2 separate regions of the Homo sapiens genome follow, and region 2 is linked to region 1. A link is an interaction called in ENCODE POLR2A ChIA-PET data of the cell type or tissue named here. Cell type or tissue: PC-9. All regions are shown on one strand.

Region 1 (8,000 bases):
CCTTATGTGCTTTGTGACTCGAACCAAACTACTAGTTTCAACTTTTTGTAAAAACTAGACCCCACATTGTTGTTATGTTTTGTTTCTCCAGCCCAAAGCATAGCACAATAATCGTCTTGATTTAAGGTGACCAGTTATCTCCACCTGCCTAGGACTGTCCTGGGTTTAGCACTGAAAGTTCTACATCTCAGTAAATCCTTCAGTCCCAAGCAATCCAGGACAGTTGAATACCCTAACTGATAATTTCCTTTTATTTCTTTGGCAATCAAAGTAATGAATCCTACTCTCATTCCTGTACAATGGCCTGGGGAGTTTAGTACAGGGGCACTGAGGTCCTGTGGGTTGAGTTTGGCCCACAATCGTGGTATGTATGTTCTTACAGTATGCTTCCCATGGACCATGCAGCCCCACATTGTTTTATATCTAGCTCCTCTACACATGTATGTTAATAGTTTTGTGCCTGATAACCTTTGCTTTGCAACCCTTCATTTAAGGACCACTTCCAGTTTTATTTGGTGAAGAAAATCTTTAGCTCTCTGTAGATTTTTCACAAGACAGACTCATAGATGTACTTGTTGTTCAAGATGTTTTTCTGCTACCACATAACAAGAAATCAGCTTTCTGAAGCAATTAATAATCTCTTGGCAGTCTTTCTAAAGGTTTTCTTGTTCCCAGGTGATTAACTCAAAGACTTCTTAAAGTCTCAGGACTTTATAGATGAAACAGATAGCAATCTGTTGGATGATGACTAAGGATTGTTAAATTATCTTCTCCATACTTACATCTTCTCCATAATGATATGGAAATATTCCAACTTTAGCTTAACTCCTTCAAATTAAAGTTTGTCTCTACAAAACCTCCAGTTAAAGTGAAAATCTGTGGGAAATAACAAACCCATCAGCATATAGTAAGTTTATGGATCAAATGGTTATTACACAACCCTAGGTGAAATGTGATAAGCTTTGAGAGGAGATGGAAGGAAGCATTCTGAAGCTTAATTTGTCTGGCACAAGGTGAGGACTGAAAGGTGACAGTTCTAAGCAGTTAAAATACTGTGGAGATAAGGAGTGCCAGGAGAGGGGTTGGAAACAGGATATTGGTTAGAGGAAGAGATAGAAATGAATCTGCCCCATAATTTGTCTGGCCCTTTTATTCTTAGCCTATTGTTTTAAGGAGTTGCTTAATACTCGGGTCTTGAGGCTACTGCATGTAACATGAAGAAGAAAGGGAAGGAGGGAGAGAGGGAGGGAGGAAGAAAGGAAGGGAGGGAAGGAGGGTGGTGATGTTGCTCATTACCCACTCCCAGTATATGGAAGTGGCTGGATCAAGATCTCATTAACTTTAAAATATCGAATACTAATCCCGTGATGTCCTCCCCTGATTTTAGTGTAGCAGGATTAATAGTTGTACTTAGAAGGCACCAATGATCCTGTTGCTGACATAATCCATATTTTTTGAGCAGCATCAAGAGCTTGCAGCAACCTATCGTTCTGGAGGCTGGCTATTGGCACTATTTTATAGGAAATTGCTCAAAGGAACTCTGATCATATTCTCACTAGTATTACCTAATAGTCGGGAACCTTTATTTTCCTTCTGAAGATGGTTCAAAAAATTATATAGATCACCCACTCCTGGTTGGTCTTTGGCTTCAGCTTCTCAGACTCTTCCTCTCCTGGCCAACTACCAACTGCTAGAGGTTGTCAGCTCACTAGTGGGCTCACTTATTTTCTGTCTCTATAGCAGTATTTAACAAAGTACTGGGATGAGACATGCCTGGAGAGTTTAATAAAAATGCAGATTCAAAGCCTCCACCCCAAACATACTGAATCAGAATCTCCTCAGGAATTGTATACTAAAATTATAGAAATATTACTCCATACTCTCTCGATAAATGATCTCATCATTAGCCATAGCGTTAAGCTTTAACCATTTTTGTATACTTCGTGACTCACAAACTTTTATCTCCACCGTAAACCACTCTTTTAAGCTCTGGTCTTATATACTCTGTTGCTCCTTGATAGCTCTTCTTGGATGTCTCACAGGTATCTCAAATTTAACATGTCCAGATGACAAGTTTAACATCCGCTTGAAAACCATTCTTCCCAGTTTCCCATATCTTAATAATTGGGGCCATCATTCACAGAGTTTCTCAAGCATTATTCTTTCCTTGCTATAAGTGTATTCAGCTTACCAGCAAGACTTTTGTGTGCCAGCAAATTCTTTTAATTCTACCTTTAAATGATGCCATGAGTTCATCTCCTTTTTTCCGAATCCATCTACTACCTTTTGCCAAATGTACCACGTCTTATGTGACAACTGAAATAGTCTTTTAACTGATCTGCCTGCTTCACCTCTTCTCTCAACCAGTTTGCTCTCTAGTTAGGAGCCAGTGTCATCTTTTAAAGATGTCATGCGTGTCCTCTATTGATACCCTTTTACAGCTTTCCACTGCTCTTCAAGATCAATTCCACATCATAATATGGCTGTTAAGACTGTATCACCAGCTCCGGTCCATATCACCAATCTACCACCCACACCACACGGACCTTGCCTTCATTCCCTGAAGCTGTCGTGCCTTGGAACCTTTGTGGGTGCCGTGGTCTCTGCCTGGCATGCTCTTTTCACTGATCCTTGGCTGTTTGTATCAGAGGTTCCTTCTCTCACTTCAAGGATCAGGTTAAATGTCGCCTTTTATGGAGGGCTTCATCACTCTATTTCACTCTATTTAATCCTCCCATCTCTCCAACAGACTGTATTCTCTCAGTTCATTTTCCTGTTCTCTATAGTACTCAGCATGTTGTGGTTCTTGACTTATTCATCTCTGTTTTCTCATGGATGATACACTCCATGAGGGCAAAAACCATGGCTGTTTTCATCACTGCTGTGCACTCATTTTCTGCTGCAGTGCCTGATGAATGATAAGCACTGAATGCATATTTGTTATTACTTATTAAAGTTTTATTTGTTTGTCTTTAATACAAGGCCAAGAATGTCTTCAGTGTAGGGCCAAGAAGTGTTTATATGGGAAACAATTTGGGTGAGATTTTATAATAAAAAATAACAAATTTGATAGCGAAAGTGTAAACCTAAAAACTAAAACCTAACATGGAGTTGTAATAGTTCAACTCTACCTTGTCCCTCCTCTCTCATGCTGTTATGCAGATTATATGTCAATCTTTGATAACATTTACTAGCCAATGCTTCCTTTAGCTGTATAATTCACAATAGCATTTTTGTACCACAGTTTTTTTAAGTCAGGATTCTAGACACAGTAACTAATTTTTTTTCTTTTATGTGGAAAAAGAACACAGGGTTGATCTCAGATACACAGATAAAGTAGGCATTTCCCTACAGAGTCTAACTCTAGGGAGATTATAAAAGCAAATAAAATGAAAAGTATTCTTTAATTCCTGTTTTTGTTGTGTGTCCCAAATTTCACCATTTTGAATATTGTCCTGTTCTGTTAAAATCATATATGCTTGAAAATGTCATTACAGTATCAAACTACAATGTGTATGAGATCTGTCATGTCACATTTATGTTGACTAGTGGAACAGAGTAGCATTAAATAATGTTTTCCCTCTAGAAGGAAGAGTGAGCTAAAGTGAAAACTGACTACCATATAACTCTGTGATAGCATAATTTCATTTTTAAGCAGAAATATTTATGTAGATTTCTGCCTCATTACTGCACTGTGAGTTCTTAAAGAGAAAAAGTTTTTTTTTGTTTTTGCATTTGCATCATTAGGACATAAAATCATAGGTGTTCATAAAATTGTATTAAAAATTGGTAACTAAAATATAAAATAGCAATATCTTCTGGCTGGCAAAAGTGCTTAAAAACAAAATAATACATTCTTGGCAAAAGTTGGAATGATACATTCAAACATATAAATGTGCTTGTGGACTTTGCAGGAAAAAATGACTAATGGGCCTTCATACTTTACAAATGGATAATGTATTTGATGTTGGATATCATATATCATTTGGTGTTTTTATCATTGTACTGCAGATTTGCTTAGTCAACTTTATATTAGTTGCCTTTGTTTTCTCCTTTCTTATCTAGCCATTTTCACCTTCTATGCTTGGCTTATTCAGGTTCAGTGGTACAAATATTGAGTAACAACTGTTGATGTTGGCATACTTTTCACAACCCCTCTGTGGCCTTTCTCCTCATTACCTTATCTGACACTCCTTTCACTGTATTTTTACTATTCCTGCAAAACAGACTCTAGTGAAATATAGGAGCCATAGTGTAATCCTCTGTCTACTATTTTTCTCATAGTAGAAACTGTGGCTACATCTGGGATATCATTAGCAAGCTAAATGCTGACTATCAAATCTTGGATTGTGGCCTTCTATGAGTCATTTGTCTGTTGAATAAGGTGTGTACAATGTTGGAAAGAAATCATAGCAAGGTCTACACTGGAGTGCCAACAAGTTTTTCAAAAAGAGTTACCACACCCAAACAAGCATTTTTTCAAGAGCTAACATTAAGAGTAATTAACATTTAATATACCCCCACTTGTTTGTCCATTAAGTATTCTTGAAAACTAACATTTTAGCCATGTGCGTCAGTGCTCAGTTTAGCCCCTTGATCTTTTAAGTGTTTGTCTTTATTAGGTTTGTCTTCTCTGAAAAGAGACCTTTTTAAATATTAATTGCTTTTCATACAAAGTGAACCTACTCTGTGGAGGTTGATGGTTTAGTTGAATTAACATCAGCATTGTGGTCTCTTAACAGGCCTCTCCTCATTATAGAGAAGACTTATTCAGGGAATGAGGAAGAGCTCAGGGCTCTTCCTTGTACAGACCATTGTTTTCACTACTAGAATATCCCCTTAAGTATATATTCTTAAACAGGGTATTAATACATTTTTGTTGATAGTCTGTTACAGTAAGAGGGAAACTTCTGGTGAATCTTTCATCTACAACAATATAAAAACTATGCAATTTTATTTTTTCCTCATTTTTTCACCTTTTTTGGTCAGATAAAAATAGCCAGATTTTTAAATTATTATATAATTTTCCATGAAATTTTTTTGTGCATAATTTGTTATCAATACTCTTCCATGTACTTGAGAATACCATATTTAATGTATATCAAGTTAAATGATGTTGTGATACCATTTGTTAATGTTTCATATGAGGATAATTGTCCTAAGTCAAACAGATAAGCCCTATCAAAAGTGTGTACTGACACATTTGATAGGAAGCCTGTGGAGAAAGAGAGGGCTGATGGAGACTGAGTTTCTTTCTTGCACATAAATAGTTATTCTCTTACTTGAGAGACTTTGCACACTTGTTCTATACAGCTGCAAAACCTTTGCCCATTCCAGCTGCTCACTCCTAAACCCAGTCTGGTTGATCAGTCTTGCAGCTCATTATATTGATACACTATTTTAGGTGTGATCAATCCTTAACCCCAAGGAGGGAAAAAAGGAATCCCTTTCTTTGTTTGATTCCATATTTTTAAATATAGTCTAAGATTGCTTTAGCTATTTTAGCTATTGAAAATAAATCATAAGGGTGACTTTAGTTATTACACAGTGTGAATCTTTTTGCAACTCACCTTTTCATACCATGTTAGGTTTCTGAAATGTACACTAGCTGTGTGTAGGTCTGTTTTATGCATTTGAAAGGCTATTCTGCCCTGTATAAAGGTCCTATTGTGTGTTCATTCCTTCCTGTCTGGATGAACTCTGAATGGTTTCCACCCTTTTGCTCTTACACATGGTGTTTCAGTGAGCAATACAGCACAGCGGTTAACAACATTGACTCCAGAGCTGGATTGCTTGGGTTTGTAGTTCTACCACTGCTAGTTACAGGACCTTGACAAGTCATAAAACCCAGTGCTCAGTTCACCCACCTGTTAAATGAAGCATATTTCCTATGAGGTAGGCATATTATGAAGATAGCAGAGTAAAAACACATGAAAGACTTAAACAGTACCTGTCACATAAGAAACACTATACAAGTGTTCCATTTATTAACATGACCCTTTTACACGCCTCCTTACATATAAATGTGACACATTTTCATGTGTAAATGTCTAGAAGGGTAATTTCTGGGCCACAGCATAAGGATATATTCAGTTTGGCCCCCAAATTGTTAAATTGTTCTCTAAAGACATTGTAACAACTTATATTTCTATCAGTGCCATGTAAATTACTGTTTATCCTCATCTTCTTCAACACTTCGTGTCATCAGATTTTTTTACTATTTTTTATCTGCTGATTTTAATTAGCATTCCCTGATAAAGAGTAAAGTTGAAAATCTTTTTAAATTGGCATTTCTTGGAGTTTTCAATTAATATACTTTGTACAAAACAAAATGTATGACAGTGGATATGAGCATATGAAATTAAAAGGAAATTCACTTTTTACCTCTAGGAAGAAGGAGCAGGAATGGAATGGGAGAGCGGGTTTATATGCATCTGTAACATTTTTTTTCTTTAAACAAAAAAGTTTGAAAAAATATGGAAAATTTTTATTGTTTTAATTTGGATGATGAGTAGCTGTTTATATTTTATATTATAATATATATTATTTATATATATTATATAAAAGCCAGCATTTAGACTTCCTTTTGATTAGACATACTTTTGTATTTCTCACTCTTTGTGTGTGTGTTGGAGTTAGCAATAGATGTGTGTATTGGGGTAATGATGTTATAGGGGTGTTAGACAACACAAACTGAAAGGTAATATCGAAATAGCTTTTAAGAAAATATCACCTTCCTATAGATGACTGATAAGTGATAGCTATATTCTAAATATAATTAAGAAAATTAGTATGTGCAGGGAAGCAAATTACTTACGGTAAAACTTTAATTATAAAAGTATAAATGGGAAAATGAAAATAATATCTAACATGAAAAATATATTTGGAGCATAATAGGAGCAAAAAGGAGAAACTTTTTCAGGTACTGATAATCATCTCATCAATTATGGTGTGATGATAAAACAATAAAATATCCTATAGAATATCATATTTAAAATGTTTTACTACAAAATTAATTAGATCAATAAAATTTTACTTGGCTATAGCATAAAAAGTTCCTTTCTTTTCACTTTTAGAAGAATTTCTGTTTTAGATAATATCATTAAAATAGGTGAAATGTTATTGACAATGAAGGGAAGCAAATGTCATAAACCCGCCTGCTATCATTGCTTATCCATGTAAATATGTAATATTTAATTTGGGGAAGCAGTAATATATTTGTAATTATTAATGTAGTTAATATGGAAACTTTGGTTCTAACATGGACAAATTATATATGGTATAACCTCATCTAGGTAATTTTTCTTTAGTCTCTATTGAAAAGTTATGAGTTCAGAGTAGAAAATGCACTTTAAGTTTCATCCTTTAGAATGTAAAGACTAAAGGATGGATTCTTTTGAAAAAATTGACTAGAACTCTTGATTCTAGTTTCAAGGGGAAGTGTCATAGAATCTTTCATGGAACTAAAAAATCATTAGTGTAGATTTATCCACTTCTTTTGCTTTGAAGTGCTCACCTCTCTCAATGTTGCAAAATTTCATGTGAATGTGAGGTCACCTTTCCATCATATTTCTTAACATGTTTCATATAATAAACTTTTATTATCTTGAGAAATTTTCAAATTTGTTCTGTTCTAGTACTTTCTGATTCAAATTGTCCAACACAGTGTTATAATAATTTATGAGACTGTTTCATTGATATGAAGATAGAATAATATGTGATAAAAGTATGGTTTTCTTAATTTCCCAGATCCCAAAGAACAAAGTCTTATGTCATTCAGGCCTGGCAATTTGAAAATCATAACCATTTGAAAATTAGGTCAGTTATGGATCCATTAATCAAATACATTTAAAAAAACTTTAGTGAAGTAAATTGGAAAAACAAAGATACTCATTTAAAGTGTACAATTTGATAAGTTTTGACATATATGTATATATACATACCATTAAAAATCATCAGCACAATCAAGGTAATGAGGATACCCCAAAAGTTTTCTCTTA
Region 2 (8,000 bases), 520 kb after region 1:
CCCAGGGCTTGTGCTTTTCTCCTCCCTTCGGTTTTTTTTTTTTTTTTTTTTTTTTTTTGAGACGGAGTCTCACCCTGTCGCCCAGGCTGGAGTGCAATGGCACAGTCTTGGCTCGCTGCAACCTCCACCTCCTGGGTTCAAAAGATTCTCCTGCCTCAGCCTCTGGAGTAGCTGGGATTACAGGCGCATGCCACCATGCCCAGCTAATTTTTTTTTTTTTTTTTGTATTTTTAGTAGAGATGGGGTTTCATCATGTTGGCCAGGCTGGTCTTGAACTCCTGACCTCTTGATCTGCCCAGCTTGGCCTCCCAAAATGCTGGGATTACAGGTGTGAGCCTCTGCACCCGGCCTTCTCTTCCCTTCTTTATATTCCTTCAAATTGAGTCAAACTTGAAAGTCCTCCTTCTGTACCCGTTGGTAAATGAATGTTGTTTTAGTCAGTTTGGGCTGCTATAACAGAAAACCATAGACTGAGTGGCTTAAACAACAAATGTTTATTTCTCACAGTTGTGAAGGCTGGAATTCTAAGATGAGGGTGTCTGCAGGTCCTGTGTCTGGTGGGAGTACTTTTCGTGGTTTGCAGATGGTCATCTTTTTGCTGTGTCTTTAGATGTTGGACAGCAGAGAGGGCAAGCTCATGTCTCTTCTAATGAGGGTACTAATCCCATTCATGAGGACTCCACTCTCATGACTTAATTACCTCCCCAAAGTTCTACCTCCTAGTACCATCATATTGGGGATTAGGATTTCAGCATATCAATTTTTGGGGGTGGGGGGACACAAACATTCAGTCCATAAAAATAAGGAAACCTAGAATGGGATGGACATTTTCTTCACCTTCTTTTAAAGCGCCCCACAATATGGTCTTTTTAAAAAATTCCACTTTTCCGGGGTTTGCTTGCCAGTCTTCCATCTTCAAAATCTTCAGGAAAGAATCAGGCGCAATTCTTGATGTTCAGATATGCTTCCAAATTCCAAAAGACACATGTCAGTTTCTCCCACAGACTCTCTCACTCAGCGTAGTGAACTTTGAAGTCAGACTTGGGGTGAGTCTCTAGGTTCCCAACTCTGTAAGTATTCAACTAGGTAGTAGCTGTCAGTCTTTCCTCTGTGCAAGCACTCCCACTCTGTATTCCTTTGAAACTCCCTCTTCACTTGGCTTCTAGTGGGTTGAGGGAAAATATTTTCCTGCTCACTCACTCAGGGCTGAAATGTTGATTGGGAGTAGCAGATGTGGTTCCTTTGCATCTGAATAAGCCTTTAGAGAGGTTTCCGGCCCAGTGGTTGGAGAGGCCTTTAACAGCCTAGAATCTTTATGAATTTTTGTCATCATTTTTTCAGTCATAATAACAATTCCAAGATAACAGAAAAAAATCCCTTTTAACAGTTTATTATTTTATTTTATTTTATTTTATTTTTTGAGATGGAGTTTTGCTGTGTTGCCCGTGCTGGAGTGCAGTGGTGCAATCTCTTCTCACTGCAACCTCTGCTTCCCAGGTTCAAGTGATTCTTGTGCCTCAGCCTCCCCAGTAGCTAGGATTACAGGCACGTGCCACCACACCAGACTAATTTTTGTATTTTTAGTAGAGCTGGGGTTTCACCATGTTGGCCAGGCTGGTCTTGAACTCCTGACCTCAAATGATCCACCCACCTTGGCCGCCTAAAGTGCTGGGATTACAGGCGTGAGCCACTGTGCCTGGTAGCATAAAACTAAACTAAATGATATCCATTCTTATGTGATACTGTGGTCTATAATGAAAAGCAAAAAACACAAACTCTAACCCACAGGATATAGTAAACCAGATCCTTTCAATGCTTAAGATTTTTAAGTTAGGAAACTTTAAAGTAGCATTAACTTTTCAAGGTCCCCAAAAGTACTATTAATGAATAATATTAGAGTTGTTTTGTTTTACATTCTGTCAGAACGTAGTAGGTAAAACATGGGTGTTAGAGTGAGGGAGAGAGGTTAAGCCTATCATGAAATCACTGGTCAAGAACATAACTCAGTAAAATGTTTAATGATCTTTATTAGAAGGCCTTTGTGTATAAGCAGGTTTGAGATTAATTTTAAAAAAACAGATTTCCTTTTAAAATTTTTGATAGGCATTTTTAAATTTAAGTTAATGCTAAAATGTATTTGTTAATCTTAAGCCTCATAGTTCCCTTAAAGAGGCTTGAGTAAAGAAGTATTTTAGGTTCTGGCTTAAATATGAAAATGATTTTAAGCATACCCAATGGCTAACAAATATAACAATTATCATTCCCAGTGCAGTGCTGTCTTCAAACTTTCTCAGCTGAATTTTTTCTGAGTGACATTTTTGCTATCCATATCCTTCTTAAGAACTCAATAATGGACTAGGTTAATTAGAGATAGGTAATCTTACCTAGTGTTAATCATCCTTCTGTCAGAATAAATTAACCTTTTTAGCTCCTATTTTGTAGAATTCCCAGCCTCCACAGACAATGTTCTCGAGGCATTAGATAGCCTTATAAAATTTTAAACTCATTTGAACTTGGAAATACCCATTACTAATAGAATCATTAAACTTAATAATCATAGAGATTTACTCAGATCATTGAAGATAAGCCTAATTTAGGCACCTTGCAGTCTTGCTGCTTCTTCATTGTGTGATTTGGAGAAATTCATTATCATCTGAGTCCTCATTTCTTGACTGATAGAATGGGGATAATTATATCCACCTCAAATTATGGAAATCAAATGGGACAAAGCTATAGTAGGTTCTGAAATGCATTGCTAAAATGTTTAGGATCATTATTATTAATATTGTTTTGAAATATCAAGTCAGAAGACTTTACTTTCTACTGTTAATGTCAACTGATCCCTAATATACTGAGATCCTTTCCCCTGGCTCTTTTGTATTATTTTAAAATTAAATTAAATTATTAAAAAATAGAGATGAAGTCTCACTATGTTGCCCATGCTGGTCTCGAACTCCTGGGCTGAAGTGATCCTACTTGGCTTCCCAAAGTGCCAGGATTGCAGGTGTGAGCCAATGTGCTTGGCCTCTTCTGTATTCTTGACAATGAGAAAAAAAAAGGTATAAGATTGTGTGAGATTGTATTCTGACCATCTCTGGTTCCCACAATTCTTTGGTACATGTGTGGCCCATGGAGCAGATTAGTTAGCCCATAGTGGAGGTTCATGACACCTCATGGCAAATAAAATGAAAAACTAGCATGCATTGAAATAAAATTATTAACTGTAAATATAAACTTATTTGCTTTTATAAGGTGAAATGATACAGTAGATTTCATCAGAGGTAATTTGGGAAATATTAAAACATTTGGCTTTAATTAGAAAGGCAGGAAAATATATCAAACTAGATTCCATTTGGGCAGGGTTTGTTTATCCTTCTCATCTTGAGTTTGAGCCAAAAATCCTTAGTTTTGACTAGTTCTTAAATGTTTCTCCAAATTTGGGCAGAGCCTTTGGCCTATTTAAAGACAGATGCAGCTTAGCTCAGCATTAGTTAAGAGGGATGGTGGTACATGCAGATCAGGACCCACCAAAATGAAAAGCAGGAGGGGGTCCTAGGGTGGATAAAACTGTGTGTGTGGATAGAGGGGCACCACTCATGAGTAAATGAGTGCTTCATTGAGGTGGAACAAATCTCATTCATCAGAGTTTCTCTTTGGCAAAGATTGTATGTACTGTATTTAGAAAAAACTTTAATAAACTGCTTGTGGGTAGTTCTCCCTTACCCCCCAACCTATCCCCAACCAATAAGGACAAATTGCCTTTCATTTAGGAGCCTGTGTTTTGTTCATTTCCCTAAAGATTGGTAAATAGGTTTGGAGGTAGAATTTGGGACAGGGCGATGTTGCTGGATATTTATGAGGAGAATGGAATGTGAGATTCTGGGGAATACTGAGAAAAGAAATGAGGGCCAGCTTGCTGGATCATTTATGTCGGGAGGAATGGGAAGTAGCTGCTTGGTTAAAGGAAAGAATTTGGGAAACAAAAATGTCTAATGAGAGATTTTCAAAATTAATATCGTGAATAGATGATAGAGACCCATGTTAACAGAAGTATAAAAACGTGGGCCAGAAAGTCTCCTTACCATCCTGGGGCCTCACTGCTCTCACTTGTCTATCCACCAAGTAACCACTGATATTGTTTTCTTATGTACTTTTCTAGAATTTCTTTATGCAAATATAAGCAAGCATGCATATTGCTTTTTATTTTTCTCTGCTTTTTTGACACTGAATTTAGCGCATTGTATATACTGTTCTGTACCTTAAATTTTTTTCACTATGCTATATATTTTGGACACCTTTCCTATGACTACATAGAGCTTTCTAATTCTTTTTCATCACCCCACTCTATTCCATTTTATCAATGTATCATAATTTAACCTATTTATGAACTTTTTTTCCTGATTATTTGCATTTACAACAATATTAAAATGGGTAATGTTATACAGATCTTATTTTTCATTAGTGCATGCATACCCACAGGGTAAATTCCCAGTAGTGGTATTGTTGATCAAGGACATATGCTATTGTAATATTGATAAATATTTCCCTCCTAAGGAGTTCTGCTGATTTATAGCCTCAAAATAAATAAAAGAGTGTTGGGCTGGGTGCTGGAACTCATGTCTATGATCCCAGCACTTTGGCAGGAGGATTGCTTCAGCCCAGGAGTTTGAGACCAGACTGGGCAACACAGCAAATTTTTAAATAATTTTAAAAAATTAGCTAGACATGGGGGTACAGACCTGGGATTCCAGTTCTTTGGAAGGCTGAGGTGGGAGGAGCCCTTAAACCCAGGAATTTGAGGCTTCAATGAGCTATGATCACTGGAGTGCCACTGCACTCCAGCCTGGTTGACAGAGGGCTACCAGATCTAAAAAAAAAAAAAAAAAAAGGGTCTATTTGCCCACAGCCTTGCCAATAGAGTGCATTGTCAAACTTTTACATTTCCACAAATCTGATAGCTGACAAATGATATCTTAATTTTCAGTTTTTTAAGTTTAATTTTAAAAAATGTTGAAGCTACCTCAAACGTATCCAAAAGTTGCAAGTATAAAGAATATTTTCCCCATGGAACTATTTAAGAGTAAGTTGCCAACATAATATCCTTGTACACCAGAATATATAACCCTAGGTTATATATGTTATAAACAAGTACATTCTCCTACATATTCAAACTACAGTCTTCCCTTGGTATCTGTGGGGATTGGTTCCAGGATCCCCCCTTCAGATGCTCAAGTCCCTTATATAAAATAGTGTCATGTTTGCATAAAACCTGTGGACATCCTCCTGTATACTTTAAATCAGAGGTGTCCAATCTTTTGGCTTCCCTGGGCTGCATTGGAAGAATTGTCTTGGGCCACACACAAAATACGCTAACACTAATGATAGCTGATGAGCTAAAAAATAATTGCAAAAAAAACTCATAATATTTTAAGAAAGTTTACAAATTTGTGTTGGGCTGCATTCAAGGCCATCCTGGGCTACATGTGGCCCATAGGCTGTGAGTTGGACAAGCTTGCTTTAAACCATCTCTAGATTACTTATGATATATAATACAATGTAAATGCTATGTAAATAGTTGTTATACTGTATTGTTTTTATATTATTTTCATTTTTTAATTCAAATATTTTTCAATCCACAGTTGGTTAATTCTACAGATGTGGAACTTGTAGATATGGAGGGTCAACTGTGAAACCATCAATATCAGGACATTAGCTTTGATATGTTACTGACATCAAATGGAGTTAGACTCCATTCACAGTTTGCCTGTTGTCCCTAATATGTCCTTTATAGCAAAAGTATCCAGTCCAGAATCATGTGTTGTGCTTAGCTTCTGCCCTACCTCTTCAGTCTCCTTTAATCTGAAACAGTTCCTTCTGCTTTCCTTCATTTTTATGACCTTGGTACATTTAAAGATGATAAACCAGACATTTGTAAAATGTCCCTTAATTTGGGTTTACCTGACATTTCCTTGAACTCAATTCAGATTGCACATCTTTGGCAAAAATATGACAGAAAAGATGCCTTGTTCTTCTTGCAACCTATCAGGTGGTTCATGATTTTGTTTTATCCCATTACTGATGATGTTCACTCTGATCATTTGACTAGGGTGGTGAGTGCCAGGATTCTCCACTCTAACTTAGCCTTTTTTTCCTTTGTAATTATTAAGTGTTTGTGGTAGGGTACTTTGAAGTTATGTAATACATACTTTGGCATTAAAAATTCAGTTGATAAATTGGTTCTTTTGGTTACATCACCATGTACTAATAGGTTTCTATAATAATCAATAGTCATAATCCATTCCTATCATTGTTTGTCTTGATGTTCGAACTGTCCCAGATTTGTTTGGTGGGAGCTCCTTCAAGCTGGCTCCTGCACAGCTTTTGACTTATCGCTATCATTCTGTCAGAACTTCCTTGCTTTCTTGTCTAAAGAGATATTCTAGGCTCATCTTATACTTGTCCTACTCTGGACATGGAATCAGCCATTTCTTCAAGGAACCTTTTAATGGAGAATGATATTTAGAAGCCCGAGTGTGGCTGGGTGCGGTGGCTTACACTTGTAATCCCAGCACTTTGGGAGGCTGAGGAGAGTGGATCACCTGAGGTCAGGAGTTTGAAACCAGCCTGACCAACATGGTGAAACCCTGTTTCTACAAAAATACAAAAATTAGCCGGGCATGATGGTGGGTGCCTGTAATCCCAGCTACTTGGGAGGCTGAGGTGGGAGGATCCCTTGAACCTGGGAGATGGAGGGTGCAGTGAGCCGAGATCGCACCACGGCACTCCAGCCTGGGCAACGGAATGAGAAAAAAAAAAGAAAAAGGAAAAGAAAAAAAAGAAGCCTGAATTCTATGTGTGTTGCTGGCTATTGGGGTGTGTCTTTTCCAAGGCCCTCTTAGTAAACAGACACATACTGACATTGGTTACTATCTCCATATATAAACAACTACTAGTTGATACCTATTCCTTCAACTACTATCCAACATCACCAGATCCATTCTAATTTTCTCCCTTTCCATATTTTTAACACTCTTCTCTCACAGTCGAAGTCCTGGCTCATGTTATTCTTAATGTACTTACATATTTCATCAACATCCCTGTAGGTAACAAGTCTCACACTGTTGCCTCCTCCTACATAAATACCTTTCTCACTTTGATACTTTATGTCAGGCACTTGGGTTTTGTGCTTGGCAACTCCCTCCTCCACACTCTAATCTGTAGCAGAAGTTCTCTTCACTCCTCATAACCTCTAATACCTCAGGCTTCTTGGTGCACTTTTAATTTGCATTCTTTTTGTTATCTATGAGGTTGAGCAATTTTTAATGAAGAGTGCCAGTATAAATCCTTTCTCCATTTCCTACACAAAATCTTTAGTAAAATCAACATTGCCCAAAAATATTTTTGTGTGAGTGAATTATTTAATAGTTCTTGAATGAAAGCTGAGTTTTATGTTTAGCTGCACAGAGTGAATATATTATTTAAGCTATTTATTCATTTAACAAATATTTATTGAATTCATTGTATGTTCCAGCCACTTCCTAGGCACTGAGGATCAAGTGGTAAAAAACAGACACAAATTGCCTTCCCTCATGAAATTTATATTTTTAATGGTACAGTTGAATAATGAACAGGCTAACCTGTAAGCTTAGAATGTAATTTCAGGTAGTGGAGAAGCTACAAAGAGACTAAAGCACAGAGACAGTGTGAGCAGTTGCAGGTGCTGGAGTAGCAGAGAAGTGTCAGTAGACACCTGGGTGACAGAATGGAAATAAATGTTTGTGCATGCATCCCAAGTATCAGCATTTGGGGAATCATGGCTACCTGGAAGGAACAAGCCAATGTGGGGGTCTGAAATCCTGAGTTAGAGATCCAAACTGGATAGGAGGCCAATCACTCAATCTGGCTTTGTAGACTTTTTGGTAATTAACTCTAGAGGTCGCTTCTCAGACCCAGGCCTGTGCAGCACTGTCTTCTCAGCTTCGATTCTAACAAAAACAGCA

Evidence for each region. Peaks named below come from ENCODE experiments on the same cell type or tissue, not always from the same donor. Only the 100,000 strongest peaks of a DNase experiment are listed, where the experiment ranks them.
Region 2: POLR2A ChIA-PET joins it to region 1 with 11 read pairs; 2 of 35 experiments call an interaction of 5 or more read pairs at or near these places.

Annotation. Positions count from the first base shown.
Region 1 is chr5:90,884,642-90,892,641 of GRCh38, forward strand. All of the region lies in intron 83 of ADGRV1 (adhesion G protein-coupled receptor V1), which reads left to right. Among named protein-coding and RNA genes, the nearest start is that of ADGRV1, 330 kb to the left of the region's middle. In PC-9, no CTCF peak of the experiment used is centred here; a DNase peak (open chromatin) is centred at 4,340; H3K27ac peaks cover 838 bases.
Region 2 is chr5:91,400,194-91,408,193 of GRCh38, forward strand. The region is part of intron 1 of ARRDC3-AS1 (ARRDC3 antisense RNA 1); the gene reads left to right. Among named protein-coding and RNA genes, the nearest start is that of ARRDC3, 21 kb to the left of the region's middle. In PC-9, no CTCF peak of the experiment used is centred here; no DNase peak of the experiment used is centred here.